2 separate regions of the Mus musculus genome follow, and region 1 is linked to region 2. The links are chromatin contacts, found by Hi-C or POLR2A ChIA-PET in ENCODE. All regions are on one chromosome and are shown on one strand. Each heading gives the region's core, a stretch centred on a gene start or an enhancer-like site at or near the end of the contact. The rest is flanking DNA. Distances are from core to core; before and after follow the strand shown.

Region 1 (3,696 bases), core at 677-3,176, 37 kb before region 2:
ACATTCACCGAAAGCATGTCAGAAAAAAAGATGGATGGGTTGGGAATTTAGCTCAGTGATACAGTGCTTGCCTACCAAGTACAAGGCCCTGGGTCCTTAGCTGGGGGTAGGGAGGGTGGGGGTTGGGGATCAGATGGAGGCCAATAAAGGAAGACACAAGCACAAACACACACACACACACACACGAATCACATGAGCACACACAAATACATATATACAGGGGTGCAGAACACGCGAGGAGAATGACCTTAGTCTGAATCCTGGCTGCTTTCAGCTGCCCCTTGGCAGCCCTGGCCTAGGACCAAAGCCCTGAGAAGACAGGCAGGACAGCACCTTACAGTCCCTGGCCCTGGCCTGACTCACTCTATAGGAGAGGCGAGCTGGTCTGCCTGCATCCTCCTTCAGCAAACACTACAGACCAGGGGTTGCCAGCATGAAAAGAAATCCCTGAGCCTCCCTTAGCAGCCCCACTGGCCAGACAGGAGAGATGCAGTCACCACTGCTCTAGAGCGGTAGTTCCACTCAGGAAATAAATACACCAACCCCTTTCTTTCAAGGGTGTGCTGAGCACCCAGTGGCCAGACATAGCAATTACTAATGAACCTCTCTCCTCTGCCCATTCTTGGGGATCAGACCCAGGGTCTAGAGCAAGCAACACAAACTTGACTACTGAGCTGCACCTCCAGCCCAAAATGTAAAATGTTATAAAGCAGATGTCTGCTGGGCATAGTGGTACACACCTTAAATCCCAGCACTCAGGAGGCAGAGGCAAGTAGATCTCTGTGAGCTGGAGGCCAGCCTGGTCTATTAAGCAAGTTCCAGGACAGCCAGGGCTGCACAGAGAAAGCCTGTCTCGAAATAAATATAAAATGAAATAAAATTTAAAACTAACTAAGAAGTGGATGGCCATATGCTACCCACTGGGCCTTTGCTGTTGCTTGCTTGCTTTTGTTTCTCAAGACAGGGTTTCTCTGTGTAGCCCTAGCTGTCCCAGAACTTGATCTGTAGACCAGGCTGGCCTCCAACTCAGAGATTCATCTGCCTTCTGAGTGCTGAGAGTAAAGGCGTGCACCACCATGCCTGGTCCCACTGGGCCTTTTAATGGCAGGCAGTAACAGCAGATGTTTGTGCCTTTGAGTTTAAAAGCAGCAAGAACCAAGGCTAGAGAAACAGGAGCACAGATATTGCATGCTGTCCCAGTCCTCAGCTTCTCTCAGTCACTGCAAGTGACCAAAGTGTCTGACGACATCAACAAGTCTGAAAGCATGAACTCCCCCTCCCCCCCCCCCAAGCAGTTTTTGATGCAAGCTGGCATCAAGGCAATCAGCTTCTGATGTGAAAGCTAAAGACACTGAGAAATGGAACACAGGGATGAGGGCACAGGTCATTCAGACCAGTGCTTGCACGTACATGTGCGTGTGAGAGCACACACGCGCGCGCACACACACACACACACACACACACACACACACAGAGTGAAAAAATGCAGTCCAACAACCTTCAAGTGTGTATAACTGAGAAAAGTCCAGAGGATTTTCTTCTACTAGACTGACCAGGAATGGCCTCTCATGACCACTGCTTGCAGAGGGACAGGCATTGGGGCAGGAAGAGATCTGAGCAACCATCTAGAAGGACCTGGGGAGGGGCAGAAGAAAGGCAGGCTGGGTGGGGTGAGAGGAGGAGAACAAGGCAGGGCTGTTATAGGGGGGATGTGTGTGGAAGGTATTTTCTTTAAGAGTCTTGGCCAAAACAAACAGGTTTCACATGTGTAGGAGCAAGGGCAGCTTGGAGCAGAGCCAGCTGGTCATGAGGCCCAGTTTCTAGTACTAGGTAGGAGGCAACACTCTCAAGGATTTTATTCTTGCAAAGGGTTCAGGGGAAGAGATGTAGGCCAGAGTCCTGAGCTCCATGCCACTGCCATTGAGAAACCAGACGGTAACCAGGCAGGGGTCTGGAGAGAAGCCAAGGCAAAGCTCAGCAGACCTGCAGAAAGAAAAGCCACTTTCACCTAGTCCATGTGTGTCCTGGGAACGAAGTGATGGCCTGCATCCTCCTCGGCTCTCTGCAAAGGGTCCCTTTTATGAGAGGCATACAGAAGAAAGGGCTTTCAGCTCTCTGACACGGCCAGTCATCTGCGTACAGACTCTTCCTTTCTCTAGTGAGTCTCCTGCAGCCTTGGCAGCCCAGTCTAAGGCCACAGTCCTCAGAATGACAGCCCTAAAACTAAGCTTCTGCCACCCTCTGGGAAGAAAACCATAACACTCAAAACAAACATGACGGGCGTTTGGTTGTTTCAGGGCTGGGGACTGAACGTGGAGGTGTCCATGCATGCTAGGCAAGTGCTCTACAACCAAGCCACACCCCTAGCCTGAAAATAATTTAAAATCACATTAAATTAATCCAATCTTTCAGCATCTTTTCAAAGACACCAGCCTTGACAAGCCTTTTGGAAAATGTCAATCAAAGTCACAAAAGAACTGGAAGAAATCCGACAATCCAAAGATTTCAAGTGTCTAGAGGAAGGCTGTGTGGTTCTGCCGTGCACAGACCCTGCGGCTACCTCCCCTCCCACACGCAGGACCCTCTGGCAGCCTGAAGGCCACATCATTTTATGCTTCCACTGCAGATTGCTGATCTCAAAACTTCTTAGACAGAAATGTTTAGTCTACAAAAGCAGCGATAGAGTGGCCAATGACATGAGTGGAGTTTTGGACTCTCAAACGAAACTTTCGAAGAGAGCGCACTCATTATGACTCTAATTCAAAAGCAGACCAATTCCAATACAGCCAAGGGCTTTGAAAAGACATTTACCTTCCAAAGAAGTTACACAAATGGCTGATAAACCCGTGAAGAGAGATGTTTGATATTGTTACCTATGAAGTAAACAGTTTTGTTTTTTAAAATCACTGTATATAGCCACTTAGTAGTTCCTCCAAGTTATGCCAGAGACTGAGGCAGGAGGATTTCTGAGCTGAAAAGTTTATGGTTATCCTGAAGAACACAGTTAAGAGTTCACCTTTAGCCGCCTTTAATCCCAGCACTTGGGAGGCAGAGGCAGAGGCAGGCGGATTTCTGAGTTCGAGGCCAGCCTGGTCTACAGAGTTCCAGGACAGCCAAGATCTATACAGAGAAACCCACCCTGTCTCGAAAAAAAAAAAAAAAAAAAAAAAAAAAGGAAAAAAGAAAAAAAAAAAAAAAGAGTTCACCTTTGGGGGCTGGCAAGATGGCTCATCGGGTAAGAGCACTGGTTCTGAGTTCAAATCCCAGCAACCACATGGTGGCTCACAACCACCTCTAATGAGATCTGACACCCTCTTCAGGAGTATCTGAAGACAGCTGCAGTGTACTTACATATAATAAATAAATAAATCTTTAAAAAAAAAAAGAGTTCACCTTTGAAGGAAAATAATATATACCCATTTTAAACAGCTAAAGTAGCCCGAGGTGGTGGTGCACGCCTTTAATCCCAGCACTTGTGAGGCAGAGGCAGGCGGACTTCTGAGTTCGAGGCCAGCTTAGTCTACAGTGTGAGTTCCAGGACAGCCAGGGCTATACAGAGAAACTGTATCTCAAAAAAACCTGAAAAATAAACACAAAACAACCCGATAGAATAAAAACAGATGATAACAGGCGTGAGGACACAGGTTCCGGGACCCTCAGACTCCTAGGAGGACAAGGAGATGATAAAGCCACGTA
Region 2 (3,829 bases), core at 157-2,656:
TGCACACGCACACAGAGATCATTCTACAATCAGTAATTTTCAACAAATCTATTCAACAAATCTTGAGTACCACCTATAAGCCAGTATTGTTCAAGACACTGGGTGCAGCCAACAGAATTGGGGTTTTCTTCCCCCAAAGGATCGTGCTTTTTAAAATCTTCCTGAAAAAAAAAAAATATGGGTTGAGACTCAGTACTGAATAACTGTTTATTAAAGCGGTGGGCTTCCTGGGTCCAAGCTCTCCAAACTCACTCAAACTGAAAGTGCATGAACCTATAAGGAACAGAAGCTAAGAAAACCACTTCTAAATGAACTTCCACTTCTCAAAAGCCTCAAAACAAGGAAGGAAAAGAAAACAGCTAAGAAAGCATTGCTGAACCAACACATTTTATGCACTCTGACAGAGCATTCTAATCCTCCCTCCCTCTTGTAAGCTACAAAGAGTGACCCCTCCCTCCCGAAGCCTTGCAGCCCGGGATTCAAGTGTCTAAAAGATCTCAGAAAGTTGAACGCACCTCAGCTCCCTGAGCAAGCCTTGGTTTCTTTCCGATTAAGTCTCAGGGGGGAAATGAGCAGATGCCACTTGGACGAACCCAGCCAAAGTGACAACGACAAACTGAGCTTCAGGCGCAAGAGGGGCTCAAAGTCTGAACACCTCGTGCGTGATCAATGCAGAAGCAATTTTAAAAACAAACAAAAGCCGGGTTCCGCACAGCCCGGTGGAACGTTCTAAGCTCGTTGGGGAAGGAAGCCGAGAATGTGCTCTAGGGGAGTCGCGAGGCTCTGCACGGCGTGGGAGTCCCTGCAGGATGTGAGAGGGATTCCGCGAATTCGGTCTGCTCTGAAGCGGCTTTTGTGAGAAGCGACAGCTGGCACCTCACGGCGGGCGAGGGTGACGCCGAGCTGTGCCATGCGGCGCGGGCTGCCACCTGGGCACTCCCCCCATTCTCCGCAGCGGCGACGCCAGACACGAGAGCCCGGCCTGCGCCGCGCGCGCCCCAGGAACCGTGACCTCTCGGGGGAGCCCTCGCAGTCCAGGCTGCGAGCCCCGGCGCGCGCACTCACCTCAGCAGACTGGAGAGCGGGTGGCTAGAAGAACCGAGGCCGCCGCCCCCGGAGCCGCCGCCGCTGCCTGAGCCGCCGCCGCCGCCGCCGAAGCCGGAGGAGAGCCGCTTCCCGGACAGCAGCTTCTCCACGGCCGGGAGGTGCCCGGTGCGGGCCGCCTCCAGCAGCTCCTGCTCCTTCCCCATCCCCAGGACCGCCACCCCTCGGACCTCAACCCGGAGCCTTGCAGAGCCTGCTCCGGCTCCGAAACTTTCCGTCTCCGGGCAACGCACCCCTCAAACCGGCCGGGGACGCCACCCCCTCTCCCCCCGCCTCCTCGGCCTCCCCCACTCCCTGGCGGCGCGTCACTTCCGGGATCCGGCGTCACGCGTCACCGCGCCCCCGCGCCCCGCCCCCTTGCCCACCTAGTGGGCGGGGCTCGGCGCCGCCGTGCAGGTGAGCCCGCTTGGCGGAGGGGAGCCTCGGTGTGCGGAGCCGAGCCTGGCGCAGGCGCGGTCTACGCCTAGCGGACCCGCCCATTCGCCAGGTGGCGGAGATCGGAGGCGGCACGCCTGCAGGAGCTTCCCGAACTGCTCGCCTTCCCAAAGGTTTGGGACCTCATGGCACTGGAAATGCGGTCATTGTTCCTGGCACCGTAGAAACAAAAGAAAAGGGGGTAACGCGTACCTCTGTTTTCAACTCCATTCAAAACGCATAGATTCAATACGGGATAGGCGCGGAGATCTAGAACCAGACTTGAAAAATCCCTCCCTCTGGTGCCTCCTGGAGGGAAGACCTGAGAGTTTTACTTCTGCAGTTAGACTGGCATTGTGGCAACTGCCATTTGTCCCAGCAGTCGAGAAGCAGAAGCCGCTGGCTGCATCGCTGTGAGTTTAAGGTCAGCCTGATCTACAAAGCAAGTTACGGGCTAGCCAAGGCTACATAGTGAGACCCTCTCTCCAGAAAAAAAAAGGTGGGGGGGGGGGAGGGAGTACGGGGGTGGCTGGAGAGGTGGTTCCCTGTTAAGAGCACTGGTTGCTCTGCCAGAGAATCTAGGTTTGATTCCCATCACTTGTGGCGCCTCACAGCAGTCTGTAACTCCAGCTCCAGCGGATGTAACACCTTTTGCTGGCCTCCCAGGGTACCACGAACGCATGTGGAGCTCAGACTTACATGCAAAACACCCATACACATGAAAAAAAAATGTAAGAACTCTTAACAGACACTATCCTCGCACTCCATCCTACTAACTCTTCAGAAAAAGTCAGAAGAGACCTTCTTTCTCTTAGTTGTCATGAGAGACATTTTAAAAGTCAGATTTGGGGAACCATTTCCAATTTTTAATATTGGTGGACTAAGGAGGGAAATGTAATTGGGAAAGGATGACTTTTTTTTTTTTTTCTGTTTTTCCCTCACAACACTAGCCTGTTCTGACGCGAGGCAGGTGGCCAATATTTGAAGTGTTAAATGAAACCATTGGATACTTTCTGTTGGCGTTAGAGATGCTTGCGAAACAGAAGGGAAACTTCCCTGGTGGACACAAGCCGGTGGTCTTAGTTCTTTGGGAAATCCGAGGTTAGGTCGCTGCCGGAAGCTGCTCAGTCCACGGCAACAACAAGCAGCGGGACCGAGTTCTCTCCCTGTTCCCCGACTTTGGGCTGAAGGAGTAAAGTTAAAGAAGGGTTAATTGGCATTACATTCCCAGGAAGGAGAAGAAAAAGAAGGAAAAAGAAGTCTCTCGGGAAACGAATTACGCTCTTTCAAAAACGCTTCTGCCCTGAAGCGGAGGATCTAGACTTCTACATTTCTTTCACATTAAAACAAATTCCGTTTATATGAATCCCCTGGGCAACCAACGCGCTTCTGGAAGTGACCCCTCCCAGGATCCGTGGGCGTGACGTCATCGCGGCGCGACGACGAGCCCTCAGCTCCAGCTCCGCTCCACAGCTCCTTCTCCCGGCGGTGCTGCCATCGCCTCTGACCCCCTGCTCTCGCGATGGACAACCTCGGGGAGTCGCCCACAGACAAAGGCGGGGAGCCAGGGGAGTCAGAGGAGACGAGGGCTACTCCTGGGGCTTTGGTGGCAGCCGACACTGAGGGAATCCCGGAGGAAACCGACAGGGATGGAGACGCGGACTTGAAAGAAGCCGCGGCGGAGGAAAGCGAGGTAGGTGGAAGTTGGTGGATAACGCTGCAGGACTACCCGGGTGCGCTCCTGACTGCTTTCTTCCAAAGCCAGGGAACTAGAATTCCCCCACGACTGTTTGTGAGTCTGCAACCTTGAGGGGCAGGAGAGGGAACGGGAAGGTGTAGGTGCTGTTAGAGCCCTATTCAGGCCTGCTTGTACTCCAGCTCCTTTTGGGGGAAGGCTGAGGAGGAAGGTGGAGGAGACAAGAAGATAAAAGACGAGGAGAAAATGGTTAAGGACAAATAAATTTGAAAATCTGAAGCACAAAGGTTAGAAACACGCGTAGATCAATAGTGGAAAGTAAGTTAGAAAGGCTGTCAGATAGATAATGCCTTCTCTCCCCCTCTCCATATTTCTGTATGAGTTTAAATATGAATTCCTTCCTTCCTTTCTCTCTTTCTCTCTCTCCCTCTCTTTCTTTCTTCTCCTCCTCCTCCTTCTTCTTTCTCCTCCTCCTTCTCCTTCTCTTCTTCCCCTTCTTCCTCTTCTTCCTCCTCCTCCTTCGAGACAGGGTAGCCCTGGCTAACCTGGAACTCAGGTTCTATAGACCACACTGGCTTCGAATTCAGAGATCCCCTTGCCTCTGACTTCCAAGTG

What was found. Hi-C counts contacts between places; a loop is a spot of excess contacts on that map. ChIA-PET counts read pairs that join two places held with the same protein, here RNA polymerase II (POLR2A).
Region 1: a loop to region 2 is called in a map of heart, with 2.0 times the contacts of the local background. The contact joins the enhancer-like site here to the promoter of Anks1 in region 2. A Hi-C loop is called at or near these places in 3 of 37 maps with a recorded cell type or tissue (adrenal gland and heart). POLR2A ChIA-PET finds 5 or more read pairs at or near these places in 3 of 5 experiments (Patski and embryonic stem cell).

What each region holds. Positions count from the first base shown.
Region 1 is chr17:27,944,129-27,947,824 of GRCm38, reverse strand. The region is part of intron 1 of Anks1 (ankyrin repeat and SAM domain containing 1); the gene reads right to left. Among named protein-coding and RNA genes, the nearest start is that of Anks1, 37 kb to the right of the region's middle. Within about 2 kb of position 1,926, at least 2 of the 3 ENCODE cell types and tissues checked have a DNase peak (open chromatin) inside an H3K27ac peak, as active enhancers do; they include heart, where a contact is called at or near this core.
Region 2 is chr17:27,906,883-27,910,711 of GRCm38, reverse strand. Anks1 (ankyrin repeat and SAM domain containing 1) reads right to left here and starts at 1,406. Exons shown (of 25, transcript NM_181413.4): 1 at 1,066-1,406. The coding sequence starts at 1,250. It overlaps Taf11 (TATA-box binding protein associated factor 11), which reads left to right and starts at 2,968. Exons shown (of 5, transcript NM_001379368.1): 1 at 2,968-3,211. The coding sequence starts at 3,041.